Linked DNA regions of Homo sapiens: all the other regions are linked to region 2. The links are chromatin contacts, found by Hi-C in ENCODE. All regions are on one chromosome and are shown on one strand. The core of a region is the stretch at or near the end of the contact, and the rest is flanking DNA. Distances in the headings are between cores, read along the strand shown.

What was found. Hi-C counts contacts between places; a loop is a spot of excess contacts on that map. Pooled maps may share reads with other maps.
Region 1: a map with no recorded cell type shows a loop between it and region 2 (28-fold over the local background). The contact joins the promoter of SLC35F2 here to the promoter of ARHGAP42 in region 2. A Hi-C loop is called at or near these places in 3 of 37 single-sample maps with no recorded cell type and 3 of 50 pooled maps.
Region 3: a loop to region 2 is called in a pooled map, with 10 times the contacts of the local background. The contact joins the promoter of ENDOD1 here to the promoter of ARHGAP42 in region 2. A Hi-C loop is called at or near these places in 2 of 37 single-sample maps with no recorded cell type and 4 of 50 pooled maps.

What each region holds. Positions count from the first base shown.
Region 1 is chr11:107,855,627-107,860,063 of GRCh38, reverse strand. SLC35F2 (solute carrier family 35 member F2) reads left to right here and starts at 1,277. Exons shown (of 8, transcript NM_017515.5): 1 at 1,277-1,406. The coding sequence starts at 1,297. LOC124902746 (a long non-coding RNA gene) reads right to left here and starts at 834. Exons shown (of 2, transcript XR_007062876.1): 1 at 410-834; 2 at 1-318. RefSeq lists a silencer at 1,152-1,461 and an enhancer at 1,682-1,751.
Region 2 is chr11:100,685,640-100,690,170 of GRCh38, reverse strand. ARHGAP42 (Rho GTPase activating protein 42) reads right to left here and starts at 2,883. Exons shown (of 24, transcript NM_152432.4): 1 at 2,339-2,883. The coding sequence starts at 2,492. ARHGAP42-AS1 (ARHGAP42 antisense RNA 1) reads left to right here and starts at 2,216. Exons shown (of 2, transcript NR_133571.1): 1 at 2,216-2,538; 2 at 4,468-4,531. RefSeq lists enhancers at 2,119-2,488, 2,809-2,858, 2,572-3,282 and silencers at 2,509-2,678, 2,979-3,168, 3,219-3,513.
Region 3 is chr11:95,087,527-95,091,651 of GRCh38, reverse strand. ENDOD1 (endonuclease domain containing 1) reads right to left here and starts at 1,806. Exons shown (of 2, transcript NM_015036.3): 1 at 1,425-1,806. The coding sequence starts at 1,724. RefSeq lists a silencer at 1,555-1,984 and enhancers at 1,995-2,054, 2,125-2,404.

The DNA of each region.
Region 1 (4,437 bases), core at 28-2,527, 7.2 Mb before region 2:
GACTCCTCTTACAGAATTGCCAGCTCGTCTGCACAGCCTGTCTATTTGAACCTACGTTTATTTTGACCCACCCCAACCCCCAAAGCAGGTGGCCAGGAAAAAATAAAAGGTCCCAACACCTTTTCTTTTGTTTTCTGGATCTCCTCCTTTCCGGAAGCAGGGGGTCAGTGACAGGAACTTTTCGACCCCAGCTTAGTGTCTCTTAATCCCTCTTTAGCCCGTGGAAGCCTCGGAAGGCGTGGCCAGGGCAGGGCATCCAAGCCGAGCGCCGGGGGTTGGCACCGTCTCTCTCCCTGGCACGGCGGAGACAACTGAATACTGAAAGACAAAACCAACACACCGCGAGGAATGAGCCACGCCTCCATCCACGCCACAAAGGCACGTTTCCAAGATCTTTTTAGGATCTTACCCATGTTTTGCAGGGAAAAGCGACACAGACCTGAAGCGCCTTCAGGTTTTTTTTTTTTTTTTTTTTTTTTTTAAGACGACGTCTCCCTCTGTTGCCCAGGCTGGAGTGCAAAGGCGCGATCTTGGCTCACAACCGCCGCCTCCTGGGTTCAAGCGATTCTCCTGCCTCAGCCTCTCGAGTAGCTGGGACTACAGGCACCCGTCACCACGCCCGGCTAATTTTTGTATTTTTAGTAGAGACGGGGTTTCACCATATTTCCCAGTCTGGTCTCGAACTCCTGACCTCAGGTGATCCACCCGTCTCGGCCTCCCAAAGCGTTGGGATTACAGGTGTGAGCCAACGCGCCCTGCCAGCCTTCAGTTATTTTAATGAAGCGATTTTGTACAAATCAGCCAGAGGGAGGGAGAGTGGGAGGGAAGAGGAGGGGTCAGCCAGTCCTTCCAGTTAGGAGAGTCCCGGCTCACTCACTGCTTCTAACTCACTGCTCACTCACCGCTTCTTAGCTTAGGAATCACCTACAATAACCTCGTGTCACTGTATCTTGTGATTTCAAACAAGGAACCCTAAAAACCTGAAGGCACACTGGGTGCCGCTCAACAATAAGGCTCGGCTGCCAAGACGAAAAAAAAATTGCCCTTTCTCCTCCTGCCACCCTGGAGGTGCCAGGTTGTAATCTGCAAATGTATTGTCTGGCCCTTAGGGCTTGACAGTTAATGATTGGTCGCTGAAGGAGCCGAGCGGAGGAGCGAGAGGGACGCGAGCAAGCGAGCGAGGGAGGGAGCGCAGGGCCAGAGCGGAGCCCCAGCCGGCCGCACAGGCACCGCCTCCCGTCTTCCGGGACCCGGCACTTCGGGGGTTTTGGGCGCCGGAGACGCGCAAGGGCGCCGATGGAGGCAGACTCGCCAGCGGGCCCCGGCGCCCCAGAGCCCCTCGCGGAGGGAGCGGCGGCCGAGTTCTCCAGCCTGCTGCGCAGGATAAAAGGCAAACTCTTCACCTGGTGAGTGGAAGGGGCGTGCTGCAGCTCCGCTGGGGCGTGGGGGCGGCTGCGGGCCCTGCGCGCACGTGGACAAGGAGCACACTCTCTGAGGCCCCCAGCAGGGAGGCAGAGGTGGCGGCCGCACGGACTTCGGTTCGGGGCTCAACACGCACACCAGGTATGGTGCGCTTCACCTGGCGTCGGGAAGCACTTGGTGCGTCTCCCTCGGCTCCCGTTTCGAAATCGTGGCGATGTATTTTGGAGGATTTGGGGGGAAACCCACCCTGTGGCACTATTAGGTCGGTCCTCTGGGGCGTTCCGCGGTGGAGGGACGAGGTCCCCGGGGATGCTGTGAAGGAGGAGTGCCCACCTCGGGCTGGGCAGGTGGGTGAGCGCCACTTCCTGGCGCCGGCGCCCTCATTCCATCTGCTGCCGAGCCAGCCAGACTGGGCGCGGTGATTCAAGAGTTGACCGAAGTGAGAAATCCTGGTTAAGTTTTGTGCTGCTGCCGGGTGGGAGACCAGAGCCGGCTCTCTCTTCCTGGGCCTGAGCGAGGTGATATAGCCACCCCCAGGGCTGGGGTCCAGGGAAGCCTGTTTGTGGTATCACTATGCTCTGTGCGAAGTAGGGACAAATGTTTTTAAGGAGTGGGCAGCGACTCTAGAAAGCGTTTCTGTGGTTGCTGGAGGACTTGCACTCTGGAAATGAGAGAACCCAGGACCTAAATAGTGAAAGACATTTATTGGGCACTCGCTCTGTGTCAGGTACTGTGCATAACAATTTATATGGATAATATCAGCTAATCCTCACCACTTTAGGAGATGGTACTATTGTTATATCCACTTTGCCGCTGGAGAAACAAAGAAGGCTAAGCAATTTGCCCAAGGCCACAAGATGATCTTTAAGGGGTGATGCGTTCAAGCCGTAGTCTAAACAGCGTTGGCCACTGACAACTCATGAAACAGATATTTGATTTTTTTTTCATATTAACAAAGCGAATTTCCCTTTAACGATTGTGAAAGATAGTCCTGAAAAGCCATACCATTTTAAAAACGAGATCGATAAAGGTGTAAGCATTTTTTATCATATAAATAGTTTGAAATTGATGCATGTGTTTAAAGGGGAAAGTTGGCCGAAAACCACCTTGTAGCATCCAGTTGTGTATGTCCTGATACATTTGTTAAAAGTTCTCAGCTGGGAGGCAATTCAGTGTAATGGCTAAGGGCACTCACATTCTGGACTCAAATCCTGGCTGGGTGACCTTGGACAAGTCAGTTCTCTGTGCTCCAGTTCCCTCCCTTCCCTCCCTCTCTCCCTCTCTCCTTCCTTCCTTCCCTCTCTCTCCTTCCTTCCTTCCTTCCCTCTCTCCTTCCTTCGTTCCCTCTCTCCTTCCTTCCGTCCTTCCTTCCACAAGTCAGTTATCTGTACTCCAGTTCCCTCCCTCCCTCCCTCCCTCCTTCTTTGTTCCTTCCTTCCGTCCGTGTCCGTCCGTCTTGGACAAGTCACTTAACTTCTCTGTGCTCCAGTCTCCCTCCCTCCCTTCCTTCCTCCCTTCCTTCCTCCCTTCCTTCTGCTGGGTGACCTTGGACAAATCAGTTCTCTGTGCTCCAGTTCCCTCCCTCCGCCCCTCCCTTCCTTCCTGCCTTCCTTCCTTCCTGGACAAGTCACTTCTCTGTGCTTCAGTCTCCCTCCCTCCCTTCCTTCTTGGACAAGTCACTTAACTTCTCTGTGCTCCAGTCTCCTTCCCTCTTTTCCCTCCCTCCCTCCCTCCCTTCCTTCCTTCCCTCCCTCCCTTCCTTCCTTCCTGCCTTCCTTCCTTCCTTCCTGGACAAGTCACTTCTCTGTGCTCCGGTCTCCCTCTCTCCCTCCCTCCCTCCCTTCTTGGACAAGTCACTTAACTTCTCTGTGCTCCAGTCTCCCTCCCTCTTTTCTCTCCCTCCCTCCCTCCCTCCTGACGGAGTCTCATTCTGTCACCTTCCTTCCTGACAGAGTCTCATTCTGTCACCCAGGCCTGAGTGCAGAGGCTCTATCTCAGCTAACTGCAACCTCAACCTTTCGGGTTCAAGCGATTATCCTGCCTCAGCCTCCGAAGTAGCTGGGATTACAGATGTATACCACCACGCCAGGCTAATTTTTTCATGCTTTTAGTAGAGATGGGGTTTCCCCATGTTGACCAGGCTGGTCTTGAACTCCTGACCTCAAGTGATGCACCCACCTCCGCCTCCCAAAGTAGTGGGATTACAGGCGTGAGCCACCGCGCCCAGCCTGTGCTCCAGTTTTCTTATTTGTAAAATGGAGATAATAACAGTACCTACCTTGTAGTGCTGTTACAAGGTTACTATGCAGGAAAGGGCAGACAGAGCCTGGCTCCTTTCAGTGCTCTATATGGGTTAGTTGTCACCATTAGCTCTCTATTCTTGGGTGATGGGAACATTTGGTGATTGCTTCAGGAGATGCCAGTGGCCTTGAGGCTGGGGCAGATGATATGGCAAGATGTATGTTTAACAAGATGTGATAAGAATTAACAATGATTTTCTTTTCTTTTCTTCTTCTTCTTTTTTTTTTTTTTTTTTGAGACAGAGTTTTGCTCTTGTTGCCCAGGCTGGAGTGCAGCGGCACGATCATGGCTCACTGCAACCTCTGCCTCCCGGGTTCAAGTGATTCTCCTGCCTCAGCCTCCTGAGTAGCTAGGATTACAGGCGCCTGCCACCATGCCCGGCTAATTTTTAATACAGACAGGATTTCACCATGTTGGCCAGGCTGGTCTTGAGCTCCTGACCTCAGGTGATCCATCTACCTCAGCCTCCAAAAGTGCTGGGATTATAAGCGTAAGCCACCGTGCCTGGCCTGATTTTTTTTTTTCTCTCCTAATGTTCTGATACTTTTGGAATCCGGGTATGTTTTATAATCAGTCTAGTAGCCTCCTAAATATGAGATTTCTTTTGTCTATGAATGTCCTTTTTATGTATCTCTTTGAGGGCTTTTTCCTTTCTTGTGGAATAGCAGTTATGGGCATTTTTTTTTTTTAGACAGAGTTTCACTGTTGTTGCCC
Region 2 (4,531 bases), core at 1,634-4,133:
GGAAAGAAAAACAGAAAAGACAGACTGGGGGAAGAAGGACTCCCTTAGTGGAGTGGGCAGACTTATGGTACAGGGACGCTCCCACAGTGGAATGGTCAGCCCCATGGTACAAGCACTGCCAGCTATGCCAGGGGACATGTCTGGGCTAGTGGTCAGGGCAGGGGCAGCCAGTGATAGAACCAAGCAGGCTTCAAATCCTTTCTGACACACTCCTCCTATCCAAGCAGCTGCAGCCCAGCCTCAGAGCATCCTTCCTAAGGGACAAAAGGTGGCTTGGTACGAAAAAAATCAGTGCTACAGTGTGACTTCAAGGGTTCCTTTGCTCCAAAATCCCTCCCATTTGGCAGCTGCTGTTAGGAATCCTTTTACCAAGGAATAAAATCTTTTCCTTTTCACAATGAAAGAAGTAATAATCAAACGTTAGTTAAAGTAATACACTCTCACCACAAACTTAAGAATCCTAGAAAGATAGCAGGTTGTATAATTAAGTGCATAAGCCAAATTAATGATGCAGGGCCTATATCTTCAAAGAGCCTACGCTCCCAAGATTTCTTCACTTATGAATGGAAGAACAAAACTATAATGATGGGAATCACCTGACTTTTACAAAGCTAGATTCAACCATCATAATAAAGTATGTAATGTCACTCGTAATATAATGTACATGTCAGAGCATTTATCACAGGTATGTAAGTATTTTGACCTTCTGAAACACTAAAGTTTATCTCAAGCAGAGCGGGGAGAAAAATGTAGAATATCTGGCACCTCCAACAAGAACTGGCTTGGCATTTGACACTCTGAGATGCAGCTCTTTTTGAAGAGGCATCATGCTCTCTTAGATGCAAAGAGGTTAGTCCCGCGAGACTTTAACCAGGATTTGCAAGCCAGAGGAAGGACAGTTCACATTAGTGTTTATGTAGGGTGGCAAGAATTGCAGACAAACTATATTTTTCACAAATCACAGTAAATACCATTATTAGTAGTAGCCTCAAATTCAGAAATTAAGTGAATATGGGCATAAAATATATTATCTTTACCTTGGTTAAGTAACACAAGTGGTTAAGTAAATGTTTTAACATTTGGGATGATTAAAAGATATTTTGGAGCACATTAATTTCAAGACATCTTGCTAAGCTCTCTCCTTACTGTTAATACATGTTTCAAAATATAGATCCGATACTAGTATTGTCTCAGTTTTAGGCGCACACATCCCTATCATGTTGTTATACAAAGATGATGCCCCCATATATGTCCTGGGGGTAACTAGATCACCCAAAGGTCTCTCTACCTTTTGAAAGTACCTCACTCACCCAGCTTTAAGTGACCAGAGATTCCACGGCTTCATTTCAGTAGCTAAAACATCCAGAAGCCTCTATTAAGATGCAAATACTTTTCACAGGCTCCTTTGAAGATGGAAAATAAATAAATACATAAATAAATAAAAATAAATTTTTTAAAAGATGCAAATACCTCCTGGGAAAGGTAACAAGCCATATCATGTAATTGTGCTCAATTCTCTGTAAGAGAAACTCTTCAGTTTCAGATACTCTTAGGTCTTAGGAATTGAAAGCTAAGATCCAGAGGATAAAAGGAGGAAGGAAAATTTGATCAAGAGGTGTATGGGAAAGGAGGTGGAAGAAGCCCTATATTATAGACTATAACAGTCTTTATATTCTACAGATCATCAAAAGTTCTGATTGGCCTTTAACCCCTTAACTTTCATCCCAATGACACACCCAACACCCACACAATGCAAACCAAAACTAAGACGCACAGAAAACTTGCAGAGTTAAAATGCACTGGTGCCTTGCTGTCTTCCATTATCTTACAAAATGGCAAAACTGCAAATGTATGCTTTTTAAAAAGCCAACTCAATGACTGTGTCCAATGAAGAGCCACTGACGTATGAGAGACATTAATAATTTTCTTTCAATATCACTAAACTAGCCTAATTTTATCTTTAAGACAAACTCTTGATTCCCCCCTTAAGGGCTTTTTTAGTTCAAACTATTAATAGACACAATAAATTAAAAAAAAAAAATTAAAGTCCCCAACATCTTCCTAGGAGCATTACACAACGAGATGACTTTGAACGACTTTCCTCAGGATATATTCCAGTGCCCTGTAGAGAACTTTCCCCATCCCTGTAGACATGTGAGTAAGTAAAGAACACCTCAAGAACAAACTTTGTTGGCCACCAGCAGGGGAGCTCTTCAGCTTTTGTCCCCAAATCCATTCAAACAAAAGAAGCTCCGACTCCTCCAACCCACCCTTCGGACCCGCACCCCGCGGGGACTCTCCAGATGCGGGTGTCCACTCCCCCGCCAGCCCTACTTACTCCTCAACGCCCCAATGAGCAGAGAGCCGTCCTTAATGAGCTCCTTGATGAACTTGTTGGTTCGCTCCAGCTCAATCTCGTGACACTGCAAGCGCTCCCTGAAATCTGGGCTGTCCAAGTAGGAATCGCTGAACTCCAGAGTGGGCAGCCCCATGGCACAGGCGCTGCCAGCGGCGGCCGCGGACACGTCCGGGCCGGAGGTCAGGGCGGGGGCAGCCGGCGGCCGCGGCGGGCGCTGGGGTCGCGCGATCGCGGGGAAGGCGCCGGGACGCGAGGGGACTGATTGCGCGGAGGAAACGGGCCCCGAGCGCCGCGCCGCCTGCGCCGGGCTCAGTCTTCCTCCCCCGAGGCTAGGCGAGCGCAGGCGCGGGCGGCGGGCCGAGGCGCGAGTCCCCTCAGGTTGTTGTCATCTGGACGCATCGTCGTTCGGAACGCGGGGGCGGCGAGGCTCCGGGCCGCGGCCGGAGCAGGAAAGTTTCTCTCACGGCGCGCAGACACTTCCGGCAGTTCCACTCCCCAACTCTCTTGACAGTCGTCGGCGTTGTGAGCCAGAAGCAGCGCACAGCCGCAACTCCGGCCGGGCTGGGGAAACCCTCCCCCTCGGCGGACGCAGGCTCAGAGCGCTTGCAAATCGCACCCGGGCTCCCAGACCCTCCTCCCCGCCGCCGCGCTCCCACCCAGCGCCACCCCGCCCCTTCGCCCCTTTGCCCTCCTGCCCCACCCGTCCGCCCGCACTGGGCTCCAGGGCTCCCCGCGCTGCAGCCCCGCGCTTGCGCTCCGGCCTTGGCTGGGGTGTTAGCCCTGTCCCCTCTTGGGCCCCTGGTTTCGGCTAGCCCTTGGTGACACTTCGGGGTCCCTCGCTCCACAAAAGGATCTGACTCCCAATATACCTCCCCTAACAGTGTCCCCTCCACCCACTCCCTACAATTCTCTGGGAGAAAAACCAACGTTAAGTTTCCCTAAAGTCTGAGTATTTTGAAGCGTAGATGGAAGATACTACTGTCTAGCGTTCGTTTAGATTTTACTTCACACTTCCCCACCGAATGCATTTGAATTCCACGTTGAAAAATTGTCCCGTCGCTCTCCCACCCCTCAGCTTCAATGATCCAGCCTGGAGGTGTTTCTTCCCCCTGCCCCCACTCCATAGCTGGGAAGGTGGGACGATTTTTCAAGTCATCCTCACTCTGCTTACGTGCTCCTACTTCTAGTAGAATACCTATTTGCATCACAATAGTAGTATCTCCTATTGGCACCTGGATGGAATTGTCCTAGGAGCGGGAAAATTTTCAAATTGTTGAAGTGGACTGGAGTTTGAAATAAATAGTTAACTCCTACCCACAGGCTTTATCCTTCCTCCGGTGGAGGTTCACCTAATAAATTTCTGTTCTCTTAAAACCTTGACAGCAAAAGAAACGACTGCTTTACATCTCGTCCTGACATCATCTATAGGATTTCTGAGAACTCGGATATTGTTCTTAAGGATCTGCTTTTAATTTCTGCATTTTCATTGCTTTGTCCATATGAACCATCTGTTTAAAAACTATTCTACAGATCATGGGAAAAATTCCACTAAAGTGCTTTACATTTTTCCCAATTAAGTTTCAGAGCCAGTCAAGATTCTTGGTTTCAATTTTTTAAATGTACAGGAACATTAAAAATAACATGTAAACCTAAAACAGATAAGATAATGTAAACAGTATGGGCCAGGCGCAGTGACTTAACGCCTGTAATACCAGCATTCTGGGAGGCTGATGCAGGAGAATCACTTGAGGTCAGGAGTTGGAGACCATACTGGCCAACACGGTGAAACCCAGTTTCTACTAAAAAATACAAAAATTAGCTGGGCCTGGTGGCGCACGCCTGTAGTCCCAGCTACTTGGGAGGCTGAGGCAGGAGAGTCACTGGAATCCGGGAGGCGGCGATTGCCATGAGCCGAGATTACGAGATTACTCCACCGCACTCCAGCCTGAGTGACAGAACGACTCCATCTCAAAACACCTTCCATCCATATTCACATCTTTGGCCCCATATTGGCAAAATGACCAGTCACTATTAGAGCCATTTTAACTCCAAGTGTTAAATTTGTTTTTGTTAACTAAATACTCTTCAATTTTTTTTTTCTTTTGCAGGTTTGGGGAAGGGAGAGGCAGTAATTCTGTTTGTCAGTTAATGAAATGACATGACATAAACACC
Region 3 (4,125 bases), core at 557-3,056, 5.6 Mb after region 2:
ACGTATGTTCTGTCTCCCCAAGCTGTCCATGAGATCAAGGGGAAAGAACTAGCTCATTTGTTTTCTTCGCAGGCACACAATCACAATGCAAGATGAGAGGTGGGGAACACCCTGTGAGCTCTAGGGGTGCAGCTGGTGGAAAACTAATTTTGGATTTAAATGTGTCTTGTGTGTGCAACTGACAACGTCTTTTTCACATGCCTGATCTCGACAAGTGTTATCAACAGTTGAGGTAGGTGGAAGGATGTGAGGAAGATAAGAAAACTAGGTGCAGATTGTTTGAGACCTGGCCAAGACCTCAGAGCTAGAAATATCTGAATGAGATTACAACCCACAGGCTCTGAATAAAGCACCTGAAAGCCAGCCTCCTGTCCACTGGTGTGGTCCTGGGCAGCTGTGGCCGTCAGGAAAGGGAGAGCGTTGGGTCAGTTCTTCCCCCAGCAGCCTGGGCAGGGGTGGGAGGCTGGTGAGAGGGCAAAGGGGAGTCTGGCAGGGTGTTCTAGAGAGGAGGCCAACTGAGGAGAGGTATTAAGAGCAGGCCAGCAGGTTCGGAAGACTCTGAGGGCTTCTCAAGTGTTTGGTCACCTTTACCAGACGGGACAGAACACCATGAGAGGTGACACGATTTCCTAGTGGTATGATAATATAGATATGAGGAGTCAGGAAAAACTGGCTTATCTTTCCATCAGTTGGAGGTAGTCAATGTTTCCCTATCATTTTTAACTACCCCATTGCGTTTCTAAAAATCTGTATCTTTATTTCATTGTTCTAATTCAACACAACCGCAGATCGAATTTACTCAACGCCGTGGTAGAGGAAGGATTTTCAGGCTAGGATGAGCTCTGCAGAAGAGAAGCTTTACTTAGTAGAAAAGGCAGTGAATTTCTAGACAGAGACCTGCCCCATCTTACTAACTGGGTAGTCTTCCATATGTCTCTTCACCCCCTGGGTTTATCTCCTCTTCTGTAAAATGGGGATGAAAATGCCCACCTACCCACCTCCAAATGAGTGCTATGGCAATAAGTTGCACGAAGGCCTGTGAGCGCCCAGCCTAGGCTTTCTGCGGATCTGAACGGTCTCCAGGGTCTCTGTATCAAGCTCTTCACCATTCAGGAATGAAACACTGCGGATGTCTGCTCAGAAATGCAGGGAGAACCTCCTCCCACAGGGGACCTCCCGCCCTGCAGCTCATGAAGTGAAGGCTCGCAGATCGCCAGGCTCTTATTGTAGCTCGACAGGGGCGAGGCAGGCTAACTCCGGGGACGCAACAGGGTGGACCTGGAACCCGGGTTTCTTGGCCCAAGGCACCGAAGGCGTAGGGATTGCTGTTCCCGGCCCGCCCCTCGCGGTAGCTGCAACTGGGGGCATGTCCAGCGGCACGGTCTCCGGCGCCCGCAGCCCGGCTCGGGAACCACTTCGCTTACCTGCGGCTCCACCAGCCATCGCTGCTCGGCGCCGCCGGGCGCAGGGCGCGGGGCGCGGAACGCGGAGTACACGGGGATGCGGTCCCGGGTGCTGTAGAGGGTGGCGAAGCGCTCAGCACCCTCCGCGCGCTGACAGATCTTCACGTGGGAATCGGCCGCCAGCCCCGCAGGCGGGGTCCCGGCGTAGAAGAACTTGTCACATTCGCCAAAGCCGGCTTCCTCCTCGCCCACGAGCCGGCCTTCCAGCAGCCCAGCCAGGGCGAAGAGGCTGCCCAGCGCGAGCCAGCGCGCGGTGCCCATGGCGGCCTCTGCGAGCGCGGCGGGGCCGAGCGGCTGGGCTGCCGCGGCGCGAGCTCTGCAGGCTGGGCGGGGAGCGCACTACGCAGCCGAGCAGGGTAGGGAAGGGAAGTCGCAACCTAGGCGCGGCGCTCTGCGGAGCCGGGCGGGGCGGCCCGGGCGGCGGGGGCGGGTCCGCGTCGGGAGGCCGCGCCTCCCTCCCTGAAGATGGCTGCAGAGGCCCAGGGCCGCGCTCCGCGATGCTGACAACGTACCCTGGGCTGCGCCCGGGACTGGAGACGCGGGTCACCTGCCTCCGCGCCGCCTGGTCTCAGCAGTCCGGGGGACGCGCGCTACCAAGAGTGGAGAATCCGAGTGGGGCGGGCCTAGTCCCGGGGCTGGGAAGAGATAGTCGCATGGACTGGGCGCCAAGAAGCCTGCTGATCGCGCGCGCCCCACGGCCGCCCTGGTGATGCAGAGGGGTGGCGTGAGATGCTCGTGGAGCTGCGGCTGGTTCGGAGTGGATGGGCAGAGTTCCCCTCTGAAATTTCATGAAGATGCGTCTCCCACTCTCCACCGAAGTACTCAACGACCAGCACACGCATACAATTTTGATGGAGTTTTTTGTTTTTTGTTATGTTTTTTTAGCTCACCAGAAACTCAGAGAGTAAAGAAATACTGTTAAAGGAAGTTCCTAAACTAGGCAGACAGTATAACCCTGTGTGGTTTTCTTGGTGCAAGTGTTAGAAACAAAACCGATACCAAGCAAGGAAGGAGGCCAGCCAACGTCATTGGTCAACAGGTTGGCCAATTCTTTCCTTCATTTATCCCTCTGAATGCCTAGGTGCCAGCCTGAGATAGGCACTGGATTACCACAGGGGTAAACAAGAGCAGGGCTCCTGCGGTCACAAAGACAGCCTAGTGGGAAAGTTTGTCATTAACCGAGGAAACATGCTATTAAAGGGATAACTAAAAACTGAACACAGATCTGTGAGACCCTGACAGCTACAGGGGTTCAGGATGTAATCCGGGAAGGTTTGCCTGAAGAAGTGGCATCTGAGCTGAGACCTGGAGGATGACATTAACTAGGCAAGGAGGAAAACCATGTGCTAAGTGGTCTCCCACAGAAGGGAACATGATGTATTGGAGGAATTTAAGGAAGGCTAGTGTGGGTAAAGCGCGGAGAACCGCGTGGGGGATGATGGGAAGTGGGGCTAAAGGAGGAGGCAGGGGTCATATTACTCAGGTTATTATAGGCCAGAGGCCTTCAAACACTTTTTGAGAAGGCCCATAATGAGAAAAGTTTGATGAAATAATTCTTATGCTTATGATTGGCATTGCAATTTCATATTTCTGTTCTACTTCACTTTTTTAAAAAAGTGCTGGTGTTGACCCACTAAATTGTTTCTATGAGCCACTAATGGCTCATGACCTGCAGTTTGGAAAAAATATTGTAAATCATGTTGAGGATTTTCATCTTTTAAAGGTGGTGACTCGATTCTTTTTGCTATCAGGGAAGAGACTGGTAGATTGAAGTGGCACAGAATAAATGGGTGGCTCACACCTGTAACCCCAGCACTTTGGGAGGCTGAGGCAGGCGGATCACCTGAGGTCGGGAGTTTGAGACCAGCCTGGCCAACTTGGTGAAACCCGTCTCTACTAAAAACACAAAAAAATTAGCTGGGTGTGGTGGCGGGCACCTGTAATCCCAGCTGCTTGGGAGGCTGAGGCAGGAGAATCGCTTGAACCCAGGAGGCGGAGGTTGCAGTGAGCCAAAATTGTGCCACTGCATTCCAGCCTGGGCAACAGAGCCAGACTTTGTCTCAAAAAAGAAAAGGAAAAGAAAAGAAAAACACCCCATAATTGCCACAATCCAGATAAGAGATGGTAGCTTGGACCAGGATGGTAGGATGGTGGCAGCAGAGATAGGGTCAAGGCAGCTACCCAGGGCCAGGGCCTGTGCTCATCTTACGATGTCATCTGTTTCCCCAGTGTGCCACTACAGGGACTGAGACCAGAGCCTGTTGATTCTGGCCTAAGCTGGCACAGCCAGTGAGTCCTAAGACAGATTTGAAACAGGTCTCTCTGCTTCCCAAGCCTGGCCTTTTCTTTTAACTCACAGCGCATCTGTAAGGTGAGCCCATAAAGAAGGAAGCTCTTCAAGAGATTATACATTGGAACTTAAGAACAAATTTCTTACAGGTTTTAATTCCGGAAAATGTTGACTATGTTTGGTCCCAGAAATGAAACCAAAGTTTGTATCTTAGTTTTTTTAAAAAAAGGAGGGGACACATTTAGTGTGATGTCACAGAAGAGGCTAGACTTGAAGTCCCCTTTGATCTGGATGATGACCCTGATCATCTGGTACTAGTATCTCAGTCATCTCATCCTTGTAGGCTTCAATCAAGTCCTCCCACAGGGACAA